Linked DNA regions of Homo sapiens: region 1 is linked to region 2. Evidence: read pairs that join two places in POLR2A ChIA-PET (ENCODE). Cell type or tissue: MCF 10A. All regions are shown on one strand. Each heading gives the region's core, and the rest is flanking DNA. Links, peaks and the distances in the headings are about the cores only.

Evidence for each region. Peaks named below come from ENCODE experiments on the same cell type or tissue, not always from the same donor. Only the 100,000 strongest peaks of a DNase experiment are listed, where the experiment ranks them.
Region 1: POLR2A ChIA-PET joins it to region 2 with 5 read pairs; 2 of 35 experiments call an interaction of 5 or more read pairs at or near these places.

What each region holds. Positions count from the first base shown.
Region 1 is chr5:107,253,340-107,266,683 of GRCh38, reverse strand. No RefSeq gene overlaps it. Among named protein-coding and RNA genes, the nearest start is that of LINC01950, 250 kb to the right of the region's middle. In MCF 10A, for the core only: no CTCF peak of the experiment used is centred there; no DNase peak of the experiment used is centred there.
Region 2 is chr5:107,382,384-107,384,883 of GRCh38, reverse strand. All of the region lies in intron 4 of EFNA5 (ephrin A5), which reads left to right. Among named protein-coding and RNA genes, the nearest start is that of EFNA5, 290 kb to the left of the region's middle. In MCF 10A, for the core only: no CTCF peak of the experiment used is centred there; a DNase peak (open chromatin) is centred at 1,303.

The DNA.
Region 1 (13,344 bases), core at 4,283-6,782, 120 kb after region 2:
TACACCCTCACTCCTACTTCGCATCAGTAGGTGAGACCTATTGATTTTACTGCAGAAATACTTCTGTTAACTATCTGCCCTTCACCCTCACAGCCATGTTCCTACTCAAGCCACCTGCAAGAACACCCAAATTCTTCTTCTGTAATCACTTTTGTCCTTTCCAGTTCATTTTTTACACTTTACATAGAATGATTTTTGACAAATCCAAGTCTGATTATTGTATTCCTCTGCTTAAAACTCTTCAATGTATTTTCATTGTTAGTAGGTTAATATCCAAATTTTCAATATCCCAATTTTTAATACCCATGGCTTACAAGAGCTCTACACTATGGTCTCACCTACCCCTTCACCCTCATCTAGTGCCATGAAACTTCTCGCTCTCTCTGTCTTAACTACTATTGTCACAAATGAGTCATCATTTTTCTCATCTTTGATCTATTGCAAATACTCTTCCCTTTACTTGGAGGAACAATTGGTAGTATCCATTTATTTGAAAATAAATATATTCTTATGGACCATTATAAGCATGATGAAGGAAAAGTGCAGGGTGCAATAAGGGAATCTTACTAGAATGAAGGCTGGAGGGAGCTGCTGAGTAGGTATTACCCAGTGTGGGGTAGAGAACATTCCAGGAAAAGTGACTAAATATTCAAAGGCTATGAGGTAGAAAGAGCATGTCAAGTAAGCAAATATGAAAGGAAAAAAAAAAAAGATAGTGAATTAGAGGGTGAGTGGCATGAGTTGAGTCTGGAGAAGTAGGTGAGGCCAGACAAGGAAGGGTCTCTTGATCATGCTGAAGATTTTGTGAATGAGGACATAGCAGTTGTTCCTGTGACATCAGCAGAATCTGGAAAGAGAGACGTTTATTTGCATGCTTCCACTATTAATGCTGGCCAGTGTGGTTAATTGTAGGAACAAAGAGGACACATGGACCCCAAATTAGGAAAGATGAGCTGGTAGAACTAGTGTTGGACCTTGGGGATGGGTGAGGAGGAGGGACTGCAGATGACCCCACAGTTTTATTGCTGGGTGCTCAGATGGCTAGCAGTGCCCCTGACCAGAGTAGACAAGTTGAAATGGGGCAAGGGTTTGAGGGAGAGGACACTGGGCTCAGTGTTGTCATAATTAGTTTTAGATCTTGGCAGATCACCAAGGAGAGTTATTTTGTAGACAGCACGAAATATGTCATTAGAAAGAGGATGAGGGGTCAAGAACTGAGATATTGATCTGAGAGCATCTGTGGTCAGGAAGGAGTAGTTATGTTGCTTTTCAGTAAGCAGGGCAGTGTGACAATATAGAATTTATTAGACCAGGTCAGCTGGGTTCCTGGATTTTCATTAATAGTGCTTAGCTGCATCAGCATGGGGCAGAAGAAGTATGGACAACGATGCTTGCAAGGGAAGGGGGAAGCCAAAGGAAGAGGGAGTTAAAGAGCATGAGAAACACACACAAGCCTACTGCCCACTACCAGGGTCAGCTTTAGAAAACCACTAAGTAATCCAGGGCAATTGTTTAATGGGAAAATCAGGTTCACATGGACGTTTAGGAAAGCCTCAGCCAGTTAAAGGAAGAATGGCATTTATCAAAATAGGACAGCACACGGGCTGAAAAGTGCATGCAGATGGAAAGAATGGGCTGATAATCAGACTTTGAGCCCTGCTAACATGCTAATTGTATATGATGTGTGTGTGTGTGTGTGTGTGTGTGTGTGTGTGTGTGTGTGTGTGTGTGAGAGAGAGAGAGAGAGAGAGAGACATTCGTGGTAAGCAGCTTTTCCTTCTTAGTTCCTTTTTGTTATGACCTTTGTGAGCTTGGTGATCTTGGTCAAGTCCCTTAATCTTTCTGTATTGAAGCATCCTTAGCTTTAAATTAGAGGGGAAAAAATGGTGTCTTATTAGGTGGCTGTGTGCTTTCAGTGAGCCAATGTATGAGAAAGTGACTAGCAGAGTGTCTGACACATTTTATTACTCTGAGTTCCAGCAGGTCACCAAGCGGGTGAAGATCTTTGCCTGTTTTCTGCTCCTACTGATCACTGCTTTTGGAACCTTTATACTACTTTACAGGGCCCTCCTCACTTAGAAGGAAATCAGATACCATCTGCTTGACAACCTCATAGATCTATTTCCATAAAAGAGATTATTGCTACAATTTTTGAATTCATGAAGATTTCATCGATGCAGCAATGAGCATCAGTGTCCTTGATAACTCTTTCATCTCTAGGTTACACAGAATAAGACTGCACCTGTAAACTCATTGTAATTTGCAGAGCTGTACATACCTTTGAAAAATGATTTGTAATTCTCATGGCTAGCTCTCAAAGTATTTTTTAAATGACTCTGAGCTGAGCAAGGACAAGCCAACCATGTAAGGTTTTAAAAAGGTACCTGACAGACACAGATATCACACATCTGTTTTGATAGTCACTAGAACACTAGGAAGAGGTCTAATTCCACTGATCACAAATATATTTCACAGGACTTATACTTGAATTTTTTTCATGTCTCTCATGTAGTCTATGGAAATATATTGCTTTTGAAATTTTGATTTCCTTGATAAAAAAAAGTAAGTAAAAAGAGACCCTAGATCTCTTAAAAAAAAAAAAAAAACTAGCATGGATTCCAAAAGCACTTATAAGCATAATAACAATCCAAACAGAGATAATGTTATAAGGATTGCTACAAATGGATGCTTGCTTATTTCTGACTACAGTCAAAAGATGCCAACTAATAATCCCCAAATGGCCTTGCCAGAACAAGTTTATTTTTATTCTGGGAACGTTTAGAGTTTCTACATCAGGCTGCGGCAAAATACGCTTTATTTTTTTGAACTTGAGATCAGGGCAAAACCATATGCAAATGACAAAACCCACATCCTTGAATGATCAGAATACACGTAGCATTTAGGTAGGAGCTACTGGAGTTCTTTAAGAGGCTGAAAAATTAGGTACTTGGGATTTTGTTGTGTCAGGGAGGAGGGTCAGGATAGAGGGTGGGGGTGAAAAGAAAGTCTGAAACTTCACCTACCTACAAATCATTATCCTTGAACTGGCTGAAGGCAAAACTGGCTTGTTTACCTGCTTCTCTTTTAGGGAAACCCCAGGCTGCAGATTTTTAGCTCTACCTTGTCTTTGAGCTGGTTCCCGTCAGCATTTCACTCTGAGTGTTCTCTTAAGTAAAAATGTTCTAAGGCTGATGAAGATTAGCAATAATTAATTGTCACTTTTAAAACAAACACAGTTTTGACCTTGAGTATTGTATGCATTCTCAGCAATAAAATCTAACAGTCTGACCTGAAAAGCATGGGCTCGCTGTGGTGTCTCACTCTCGAAGTGATAACTTCAAATTCACTGATAATTAACAGTAATAGCCATCACAACAAAATCATCTAAAACACCCACATGAAAACTTCTTTAGTATTAGTTTATAGGTCTACTAATTAAAAGTCATTTTTGTTTCTAAAGATTCCTTTGACTAGCTCTATTCTTCCATTGTCTTCTTTTGAAATGTGTTTTCTTGTTGCTAGCTAAGTGACATTATTTAAACCATCTGATGTTAGCATGATTTGCTCTGAGGGTGTTAACCTAATATTAAGAAATTTAAATTTAGTTTTAATATCTCAGTGGCATTATGCTTTGTTAAAATTGCATTTCTGGAAAAACTCACTCATCTGTAACAGTTTAAACATGAACCCTTTACCCATATACTATATTAGCTGAGTAAAAAATGAATTTTTAGTGTTTTTCTTTTCAATACATCTTGTGAAATCATAAGAGAATTCTGCAATTTATACAGGGAAATTTGGCTGCCATTTGCTTGGACTGTGACATATGACTATAATTTGTAACTTTCCTTCCAACACTTGGTTATTTGTTATCTGAATATCTGAGTTTCAGAAGTATGAATTAGTGTATGAACAATGGAAAAAAAAGGTATGCTGTAATTCTCAGGGGCATGGTGTGTTACTGTCCTTAGAAATATGACTTGGGAAACACATTTAAATATAGAATTTATATTCTGCTTCTATTAGTGATTTACATGACTCTGTGACTTGCATCTTCATTTAGGTTTTTTTTTTTTTTTTTTTTTGAGACAGTGTCTCACTCTGTCACACAGGCTGGAGTGCGGTGGTGTGCCATCTCAGCTCACTGCAATCTCCACCTCCCAGGTTCAAGTGATTCTCCTGCCTCAGCCTCCCAAGTAGCTGCCTGCCACCATGCCTCGCTAATTTTTGTATTTTTTGTGGAGACAGGGTTTCACCATGTTGGCCAGGCTGGTCTCAAGCTCCTGATCTCAAGTGATCTGCCCACCTTGGCCTCCCAAAGTGTTGGGATTATAGGCGTGAGTCTTTAGTTTTGCATCTTTTTATTTGTATGTTTTTCATTCTGTTTTGTGTTTGGGGTTATGCGTGTCTTTGGCCTTTTCCAGTTGTCTTTGAAATTTTATCAAGATCACGACTTTATCCTCTGGGTGCATTTTGAAGAAAAATTTATGAAGAGCATATAGGTATTGCAGAGTAAGGCATTTATTTCTTTAACAAATATTTGTGAAGCAACAAAGCGACTACTATGTGTCAGTTACTGTGTCAGACACCAGGGACACAGATTTAAACAAGGCAGATGTGGTTCCTTTCTCAGGGAGCAAATAGTTTAGTGGGGGATATAGAGGAGCAGACAGGCAATTCCAAACACCACAAGGTAAGCGATAGGATGGAAGAGTTGAGACATATAGAAGAAGTACCTGCCCCAGAATTGTTGGGTCAGGGATGGCTTCCTGGAGGAAGTGACCCTAATGTGAGACTTGAAGGATGCATAGGAAATAGCCAGACAAAAGGCATTTAGGGTTTGGACAGGGGCTAATGAACAGAAGGATAGTGTTTTAGTCTGAGGGAATGGCTTCATTTTATAAAAGACCAGAGATAACTGAGAGGAATTAATAGTAATTCACTCTGGCAATGGAGATGGATCAATAGAGACAAAGTTAAGAGGTATTTGAGAAACGATATTCAGTAACAACAGCAATTATTGACTGGATATGAGCCTTGGAGAGGTAAAAGTAAAGGGTGACTCCCAAATTTATTATTTTAGCAATTGGATGGTTGAGGAAGGGTCAGTTAACTGGGAAAAAGGCAGGTAAAGTAGTTTGGACATTGATATAGTTAAGCTTTGTGTCCCAAACCAAATCTCATCTTAAATTGTACTCCCCAGGTGTTGAGGGGAAGGACTGGTGGGAGGTGATTGGATCATGGGGGCTGTCTCTCCCATGCTGTTCTTGTGATAGTGAGGGAGTTCTCATGAAATCTGTTGGCTTTATAAGTGGCAGCTTCCCCTGGGCTTTTCACTGTCTCTTGCCTGCCACCATGTAAGATGTGCCTGCTTCCCTTTCCACTATAATTGTAAGTTTCCTGAGACTTCCCCAGCCATGCAGAACTGTAAGTCAATTAAACCTCTTTCCTTTATAAATTACCCAGCCTCCAGTAGGATCTTCATAGCAGTGTGAAAATGGGCTCAAACAGTAAATTGGTACAAATAGAGTGGGGTACTGCTATAAAGATACTAAAAGATGTGGAAGTTACTTTAGAATGAGTAACAGACAGAGGTTGGAAGAGTTGGGAGGGCTCAGAAGAAGACAGGAATATGGAGAAAGTTTGGAGCTTCCTAGAGACTTGTTAATGGTTTTCACCAAAATGCTGATAGTGATGTGAACAATGAAGTCCAGGCTGAGGTGGTCTCAGATGAAGATGAGAAACTTGTTGGGAACTGGTATAAAGGTAACTCATGCTATGCTTTAGCAAAGAGACTGGTGGCATTTTGCCCCTGCCCTAGAGATCTGTGGAACTTTGAACTTGAGAGAGATGATTTAGGGTATCTGGTGGAAGACATTTCTAAGCAGCAAAGCATTCAAGACATGACCTGGATTATTCTGAAATCATTCAGTATTATGCATTCACAAAGAGATGGTTTGAAATTGGAACTTATGTTTAAAACAGAAGCACAGCAAACAAGTTTGGAAAATTTGTAGCCTGATGATGTGATAGAAAAGAAAAACCCATTTTCTGAGGAAAAATTCAAGCCTGCTGGGGTGCAGAAATTTGAATGAGCAATGAGGAGCTGCATTATTAATGACCAAGACAATGGGGACAATGTCTCCAGGGCATGTCAGAGATCTTGGCAGCTGGCCCTCCTGTCACAGGCTCAGAGGCCTTGGAGGAAAAATGGTTTTGTGGGCTGGGCCCAGGGTCCCCCCAACACCTGTCCAGCCTCAGGACATGGCACCCTGTGTCCCAGCTTCTTCAGCTCCAGTCGTGGCTAAGCCAAGGTACAGCTTGGGCTATTGGTTTGGAGGGTGCAAGCCCCAAGCCTTATCAGCTTCCACATGGTGTTGGGTGTAGGGGTGCACAGAAGTCAAGAACTGAGGTTTGGAAACTTCTGCCTGGATTTCAGAGGATATATGGAAATGCCTGGATGGCCAGGCAGAAGTCTGCTGGAGAACCTTTGCTAGGGCAGTGCAGAAGGTCAAATGTGGGGTTGGAGCCCACCCCCTGCCACAGAGTCCCCACTGGGGCACTGCCTAGTGGAGCTGTGAGAAGAGGACCACCATCCTCCAGACTCCAGAATGGTAGATCCACCAACAGCTTGCACCATGAACCTGGAAAAGCTGCAGACACTCAATGCTAGCCCATGTAAGAAACCAGGAGGAGGACTGTATCCTGTAAAGCCACAGGGGCAGAGCTGTACAAGACCATGAGAGCCCACCTCTTGCATCGGTGTGACCTGAATGTGAGACACGGAGTTAAAGGAGATCATTTTGAACCTTTGAGATTTATTGACTGCTCTGTTGGATTTTGGACTTACGTGGTGCCTGTCGCCCCTTTGTTTTGGGCAATTCCTCCCATTTGGAATGGGAACATTTATCCAATGACTGTACTTCCATTGTATCTTGGAAGCAACTAACTTGTTTTTGATTTTACAGGCTCCTAGGTGGAAGGGACTTGCCTTATCTCAGATGAGACTTTGGACTTGGACTTTTGAGTTAATACTGAAATGAGTTAAGATTTTGGGGGACTGTTGGGAAGGCATGATTAGTTTTGAAATGTGAGGACATGAGATTTGGGAGGGACCAGGGCAAAATGACACGGTTAGGCTTTGTGTCCCCACCCAAATCTCATCTTGAATTGTAATCTCTAGGTGTTGAGGGAGAGACCTGGTGGGAGGTGATTGAATCATGGGGGCTGTTTCTGCTGTGTTGTTCTCGTGATAGTGAGGGAGTTCTCATGAGATCTGAAGGTTTTATAAATGGCAGTTTCACTCTCTCTTGCCTGCCACCAGGTAAGATGTGTCTCTTCCCCTTCCACCATGATTGTAAGTTTCCTGAGGCCTCTTCAGCCATGTGGAACTGTGAGTCAATTAAACCTCTTTCCTTTATAAATTACCCAGTTTTGAGTAGTATCTCTATAGCAGTGTGAAAACAGACTAATACAGACATGATGAATTTTAATGACATAGAAGACATATAAAATGACTATCGGATATTTAGGTGGAGGTGAGTAATATAGACATGGAGCGCAGGAGAGAAAGAGCTGGGTTGAGTTTATGCTGTTGAGATTCCTTAAAATATGGTTTCTTTTTTTTGAGACAGAGTACAGTGGCACAATTTAGGCTTATCACAACCTCCACCTCTTGGGTTCAAGTGATTCTCGTGCCTCGGCCTCCCCAGTAGCTGGGACTACAGGCGTGCCACCACGCCCAGTTAATTTTTATATTTTTAGTAGAGATGGGGTTTTAGTAGAGATGTTGGCCAGCCTGGTCCCGAACTCCTGACCACAGGTGATCTGCCCTCCTTGGCTTCCCAAAGTGCTGGGATTACAGGCGTGAGCCACTGCAACTGGCCAATATGTAGTATTTGAAGTCATGAGAATAAACTTGATGAAGAGGTTGGGAGTCTGTATAATTCATTGGAACTTATGCCTAGGTAATACTTTATAAAAATGTTTGGTTGAGATGTCCCAAAAACAATTTGGATCCATGTATATGCAGGATTAGAGCAAATCGAATTAGAGTAAATTGTAATTCAAGGTCAGGAAAGAACCACAGAAGTCCTTTGATGTCTCCTGCTTACAGGCCCACATGAACAACAATGTTATAGCAATATAGTCGTAGCTTTGTTTTATGTTTCAGATAGAAACTACCCTCAAAGATAGAGACACTGACATGATTTGAATGGAAGTCTGAGAATCCTATTGGGCAGGTCCATCACATCTCCTGCCATGCCAGTAGCTTCTTTCTTAGGGAAAGTGCCTACCCATATGTGGGCTGTGAGAGCTGCCCTGGGTGGCCATGAGTCCCTTTCTTCCAGACCTATCTCAATGGGGTGGTCCTATCCCTAACCAATCTCTAGGCTGGCCAGTGTCCTTATGAGATGGTTTGGCATGAAAAACTGCCCAAACAGGCAAAATGTGATTAGCTGGGTCAGATGTTCTCACTCAGGAATTTCAACTAGGGCAACTGGGGAGGGAGTCAATTAGTTGGTTTTGGGAAGGAGTATAAGCTGAAAAGAACCACAAGGGGAGGCCTTGTGGCAGCAAGAAAGATGAATAAAGTGGGTAAGTAAACAGACTTTATGAGTAAGCAGAAACTGAAATAGAGATGGCACGGCAGCAAGAAGAGGGTAAGGTGGCTCCTGGAACTAGTGGGAGGAATAGATGCAATCAGAGAGGAGCTCACTCACCATAAAGGTAAGGGATCAACAGAGTCCTGCTAATAACATGCCCGTAAGGTTAGTGGTCACTGGAGCCCTGGTGGATTTTTCTTATCCCCAAATATACGAGTCTCTGAGTGGTAAAAGGTGTCCCATGGCACTCCTGTTTCTTTTATGTTCTTGAATATCCTTATAATAAGCTCTAATTAATCAAGGGAACTAGAGTGAGTCTTAATTTATTGGGAACAGATTGCTTTACTAACAGAATCCTTCTACCCCCAAATTTCTCCCAGGCTTGCTTGACACATTGCAAGATGAAATATATTATTAGAAATGCATTCTTTTGGGCTGAGAAATTGGGGGCTCAAGATTTTTCAATAAAATGTAAATAATGCTAACTGGTGTAATATAGAAAGCCATTTTCCAACATAAAGAACAGCTATTGAACCTCTTTATGTATTGAACATTTTTCATGTTTGTGTGTGTGTGTGTGTGTGTGTGTGCATGCTAGGACAGGGTATAGATGATGGGGGACGAGGTAGGAAGCTCTGAGGAATGTTGAGTATGCATAAAGCAAAGTCTTTAGAAGTTTACAATTCAGTTGGGGGTATATTTGGGAATAGGAAGAAATTTTTTGTGTTTTTAAGAGACTGGGTCTTGCTCTGTTATCCAGGCCTGAGTGCGCTGGTATCATCATATCTCACTGCAGCTTTGAACTCATGGGCTCAAGCAATCCTCTTGCCACAGCCTCCCAAGTAGCTGGGACTACAGGCTTGTGCCATTGTATGTAGATAATTTTTAAACTTTTTTTTTTCTGTAGAGAGAGGGTCTCACTATGTTGCCCAGGCTGGCTTCAAACTCCTTGCCTCAAGCAATCCTCCTATCTGGGTTTCCAAAAGTGCTGAGATCACAGACATGAGCCACTATGTCTGGCCAAGACTAAGAAGGGCTTTAAAGATAATCTAGACAAGGGATTGCAAACTCAAATGTCTACAAGGGTCAGGCAAGGTGAGTGCTGAATGAAGTGGGCTGGGCAGGTGCAGTGGTGAGCTGCAGACTGCATGGACCATTTAGGGAACTACTCACATAATGGTTGTTAGGTGGGAAGGCCTGCCCAATGCTTACACATCTAATTTTTCAAGAGGGGCTCAATTTTTATGTAAACTCTCCTAAATTTTAAATATTGGTGTGTAATCAAATTCAAGCAAAGCAAAACAAAACAAAACTCTTTGGGGCCAAACAACAAAAAAAAAATCTGCAGGCTGTGTTCGGACCATAGATCAGCAGTTTATGATCTCTGCTCTTGATCAGTAGATTTCAAAATGTTTAAAGATTCAGAAACATCCTGCAAAAGAAATTTTATGCCTGAATATAACACATGTAAGGACAGAAGCAGAAGTATTGGGGTTGAAACTGGGGTGAATGAACAGAGCCTTGCCACTCTCATCCTCGACTTCCACACTCAACAGGCCCAAAGGAAGCTTGACAAATCTTGAAGACCACTGAGGGAGTTTAACCTCTTAGTTTTACAGATGAGGGACATGAAGGACCCAAGAGCCAATGGCCCAAAATAAGGATATTTACAGAATAATGCAGATGGTGTCTGTTTGTAGATGATAGTGTGTGAGTTGGTATGTAGAAAGTGGTTAAGTGTGCTGGTTCTAAGCCACACTGCTTGGATTTGCACATACTTCTTAAGGGCAAATTAGAGAAGGTGGTATTCAGTCTCCGTGCCTACATTTCCATACTTGTCAGATTGGAATGATACATAGTAATACTTACCTCATTAGGTTGTTGAGAAGATGAAATAACATGTACAGCAGTCCCTGGCACAGAGTAAGTGTTCAATAAATGCTAGCTTTTTAAAAATTATAGGGCATCTTTGCTAGTCATTAACATTATAGCAAGATTTATTTCATGTGACAAGTAGCTCTCACCTATGAAATAGTCTTGCGAGAAGGGAATTTTTGGTGGGGGTAACTTGTATCTAAAGTACAGAGGTTATAGGAAAGGTAGGGAATGGTGGGTGGGGGCCTAGAGTTTTCTCTTGGGTCTTTGCAACTCCTTAGACTTGAAGATTTTTACTCATTGTGGGCAGTCTTCCAACCTTCACTTATGCACACAACCCATCTTTTTGGCTTAGAGGGTCGAGAAGATACCCAGAATCAGGTTTGAGAAGCTGATTAAGGAGTCGAAATATTTAGGGATTAATTTTTCATAATAGGAATAGTGTTTAGATATAACCTAATTTGAGGCCGGGCGCAGTGGCTCACGTCTGTAATCCCAGCACTTTGGGAGGCCGAGGCGGATGGATCACGAGGTCAGGAGTTCGAGTCCAGAGAGGCCGACGTGGTGAAACCCCGTATCTACTAAAAATACAAAAAATTAGCTGGGCATGGTGGCAGGTGCCTGTAGTCCCAGCTACGCTGGAGGCAGAGGCAGGAGAATTGCTTGAAACCAGAAGGCAGAGGTTGCAGTGAGCCAAGATCGCGCCATTGCTCCTCTGGCTTGGGTGACAGAGCAAGATTCTGTCTCAAAAAAAAAAAAAAAAAAAAAAAGATATAACCTAATTTGTGGGCCCATCCCTCTCCTCTACCCACAATGGTACCCATCAAGCACCCGAATATGGAAGCTGTAACAGTCTGGGGTCCAGCTTAGAAGCCTAGCTCTGTAGAAGTTGTTTTTCTCCTCCTTGGGATCATATCCAGTGTAGAATTCAATAGATCATTCCTAAGCACCTACCATGTGCCCAGACTTAGGGTACCTCAACCATTTCCTGGCCAGCATGGCTTCATTAGCCCTTTGTTGGTCTGTGTGGTGACTCCAGGGCCCGGTCAGTGCCCTGCCCTGTGCCAGCCCCCTCGGTCCCACATGCTCCTTTACAAGGCAGGAGCTCTGGGGCCATCTGATCAAAGGAGAGATTGGAGCCTCTTGGCAGGAGGAAAGTTAACAAACAACCATAAAAGGATTTTCTAAATATGTCCACAATCCAATATAACCCTCAGTAATTTGATTTGTAGGAAATGGAGAGCAGAACATTACACGCAGAGTGCTTATCTATAATTCATAATAATTACTGTAACGGGGAATATATCATATAGATGTAGGAACATAAATTATACCCCCAGCTTGAAGACTGCACTCTGGGCTGAAATAGCCCCTCATGTCCTCCTAATCTACCTACCCTTTAGCACGTGCCGCTTAGTTGCCCAGTAGACTGAAGGCTTTTTCAGGCCACCTGTTGAAAGCTCAAAAGTGAGGAGTTTCTCCTTTTGATGAGAAAGAACACTGATCTGTTTTGCAGGAGGAGATCAAGCACTCTCTTTGCCTAGTTTTCTCTAGTATTTTGGGCTTTGGATAGTCACAACTTAACATTTGAGAACGTGTTGATTTATTTCTTCGTGATGTTTGTGATCTAGTGTTATGACAGGAACATTTGCTCTTCAATGGAAACGATAGGGCTGCTTTTGCTGCTTGTGCCACTGAAGGTTCAAATTCAGTTGGGCTGAAGCCTGATGTGCAATGAGGGGATGTGGCCTGTTGAAAAGAGGCTAGAGAGATAAATGTGTGAAAAGCTATAAACACAGACACACACACACACACACACACACACACACACACGTATATGTCCCCCAACTTGGAGGGTAAGGATAAAGGGTAATAGGTGCTACATATTTCACAAGAAAATGATTGTAAGCTCTTTATTCTTTTCTTTTAAGCATTATTTTCATAACTGACATCTCTCTTACCCAGCTTCCCTTTCTGACCCTTGAATTCCATCCCAAGAGAGAGCTCTTTGTAGCTGTATCTTCAAACACTGATCATAGTCTCTTTTAGTTGGTCTTTTTACAGGTTATAATTGTCCAACATTATTTACTTTTGGTCTGTCTGGGAGACATTCAGAATTGGTCCACCACTTTATTTTTAGTGGCAGAGCGTGTCTATTCTTCAGCTGTTGGGAATGCTGGACCTGGCTGCGAATCTTGTTTGCTTTAAGTTGCAATGCTTTCAGCCCCATGTGTTTTAGTTTTTGGAAGCAGCTGTATTGGTAAAGCTTCTGGCTGAATTACCGGACAAAGCCTGCATTATAAAAATCCTCAACTTGTTTGCTCTTCACTTCAAAAAGACTGTGGGCTGCCAGCTTGTCCCACTCATGTTACCCACATGCCTGCTTAAGTTTTCACCAGCAGGCGTGAGTCTTTTGGTTTCTGTTTTTTTTTTTTTTTTTTTTTTTTTTTTTTTTTTTTTAACTTGGTTGGCCTATAGCTATTTGGTTTGATACTGATCTGTCAGAGACAAACCATAAAGGGGCTGGCACAAGATAGCTGGCAGCCCATGGCCCTCCTATTAGCAAGGATAAGATTTGAATGGAGGATTTTATTTTTTCCCCTGGTCAGCATCTTCAAAGTCGAACGGAGACTGGCATAGAATACTTCTGTTGGCTTTTGAAAGGTGGATTGCTCAGTCCCTGAACTCAGAATGCGTGCGTATGTGTTGGCATCAGGGACTCCAGGGCAGTAAAGCAGGCTTGAGTAGGAAACACAAACATGCTGTGGTTCATAAACAGAGCCTCACCATCAAGAGGAGGAGGAAGTTTCAGTTGGTTGGTGGCCCATAAAAACACTGGAATTCCATACATGCTATGCACTTG
Region 2 (2,500 bases), core at 1-2,500:
CCAGCAATTTGAGAGGCTGAGATGGGTGGATTGCTTGAGGCTAAGAGTTTGAGACCAACCTGGACAACACTGTGAAACCTTGTCTTTACCAAAAAAAAAAAAAAAAAAAAAAAAATGTGGTGTGTGTGCCTTTAGTCTCAGTTACTTGGGAGACTGAAGTGGGAGGATTGCTTAAGCCCAGGAGTTCGAGGCTACAGTGAGCTATGATCACGCCACTGTGCTCCATCCTGGGTGACAGAGCAAGATTCTGTCTCTAAGAAGAGAGAGAAAGTCTAGTTGGATTTGCAGTTCTTCACCACTGTGTCGAGCCACTGAGTGAAAGGGTATTTACCTTTCCCCAGCTCTGGGTGTAGACCCAGTCTTTATGAACCCAGCAAGTCTGAAAGGATTCCACTGCATGATCTCAGCGATGTGTACTAATTCACCTGTCTTTGGAATGTATTTGTCTTTTTTGTTTGCTTGCACACTCTGCCTGCCAGTTTCCTATCATCAGGGATGCAGGATGATCTCAGGGCAGACATATGCCACATAACATGCTCCAAAATATCGCTAGTGTTCTCTCCGTTAACCATTGAAACCCCCATGTTGTGGAATCCTGTAGCCAGGAGGCAAAACTTGATTTGACTTCTGAAGAGGAACGTTTTCTTTCTTCTTCCAAGCCTGTGTTACAAGCGTTAGAAATTCTCTCATGTTTAGGTGTAGTTTCCATTGGGATAGATTTTACCTATGAATTCCTCCTTAGAATTCTGAAATTGCTCAGATTTACCCAAATGACAGCCAGTTTCTCATTTCACATTTGGGGGCTGTAGAATCTTCCAACATTGAGAACCTGTTTTAATCAAAGGATGCTTTGTGGAATCCTGAATGAGGAACAGCATGTTGCAGGAAGAAGAGAAGGATCCTGATGCCCTAATGGGACTGATTTCCTTTTGGGGGGCAGGAAGATATATATTCGTTGGGTGCTTATAAAAGGTTAATTCCAAAGATTGTGTATGGTTAAAGGACTGAAAGTCACACTTAGCCTCATACTTCACTTAGATGAAAAACAAAAGCCTTCCTCTCCATTACCTTGTAAGATCTATTCCTTGTGTCTTGTGCTGAGTGGACCTGGAATAATGGATAGCCCTCACTGAGTACCTAGAAGGGACTAGGGTGGTGATGAAGGGGTTCACACCGAAGATCTAAGTGCTAGCTGGGTACCTTTAACAGTACACTTGCAAGCTATACAAGGAGAAGGATTGGGTAATATGCTAGTAAAAATAAGATGGAGAGGAATCCAATAGCTGATGCAATTTCAGGTGTTTAAGTATGTGATATTGTGAAATGAACTCTGGAATCCTCAGGGTTTGTGGTTATTTCACAGTTAAGCCTGAAGTGCTCCATTGTTTTGATTGACAACATATTGGTGCTCTTAAGAAAGTGATTTGGATTTTAATTTCAGGGCTATTAAGGGCCTTTACTTCTACTTCCTATTAACTACAGATTTAATTAATACACTTGCAAGGCTGAAAAAGAGCAGAGAATAGAAGAGGGTCTGAAGGTACTTGGCCACATTGTGGAGGACTTTATATATATTTTTTCTGCATCCATTTATCTTACCATCTTGCTTCCTAACCTTTTCTAGTCTCCTAAGCTAAAATCACTCCATGCAGATTCGCTAAGGTCCAGGAAAGGGGAGCACATTTGACAAGGGGATGCAGTAGCTTTTATTCGAGGGGAGGCTAAAATGGTAAGAGCACTCCAGGTCAGGAGACTCAACACTGAGAAGACCTTTCTCATTGGGAATGGATGTGATGGACAAAACCATCCCAAACGAGCATATCTGAAGCAGGGGTCAGCCTGTGAACCTGAAAAGTGGTTACTTTAGGACAAATATTAGCGAGTGTGATTCTACCCAGTGAAGGAAAAGCACCCTTATTGTGACACGTGTGGTAGGAAAATACAAATGAGTTTAAAATAATGGTTAGTTAACCCATTAAGGGGTTTGAGGTGGGTCATCCAGGGGTATTTAGGGATTATCCTTTGAGGTCAGTATAATTGAGAACAACCACTAGAGCCTTGTTACCATTCTGTCTGGCCCTTGAGCAATTCCCAGATGGCAACTGCTGAACACCTGCAGGAAGTTACCCTGATGCTGAGATAAAATTTGCACAGGGGCTCACTATTGGCCCCCAAAATGTGTTATTCAGAGATCCTTAGTCTAAAAGCACAAGTGGCCAGGTATAGTGGCTCATGTCTATAATCCCAATCCTTTGGGAGGCCAAGGGAGGAAGTTGGTTGAGGCTGAGTTTGAGACTAGCCTGGGAAGCAAAGGAAAACCCTGTCTCTCTAAAAATTCTTAAAATTAGCCAGGCATCGTGGTTCACACCTGGAGTCCCAGCTACTCGGGAGGTTGAGGCAGGAGGATTGCTTGAGCCCAGGAGGTCAAGACTATAGTGAGCTATGATTGGGCCACTGTACTCCAGCCTGAGCAACAGAGCAAGACCTTACCTCTAAAAAA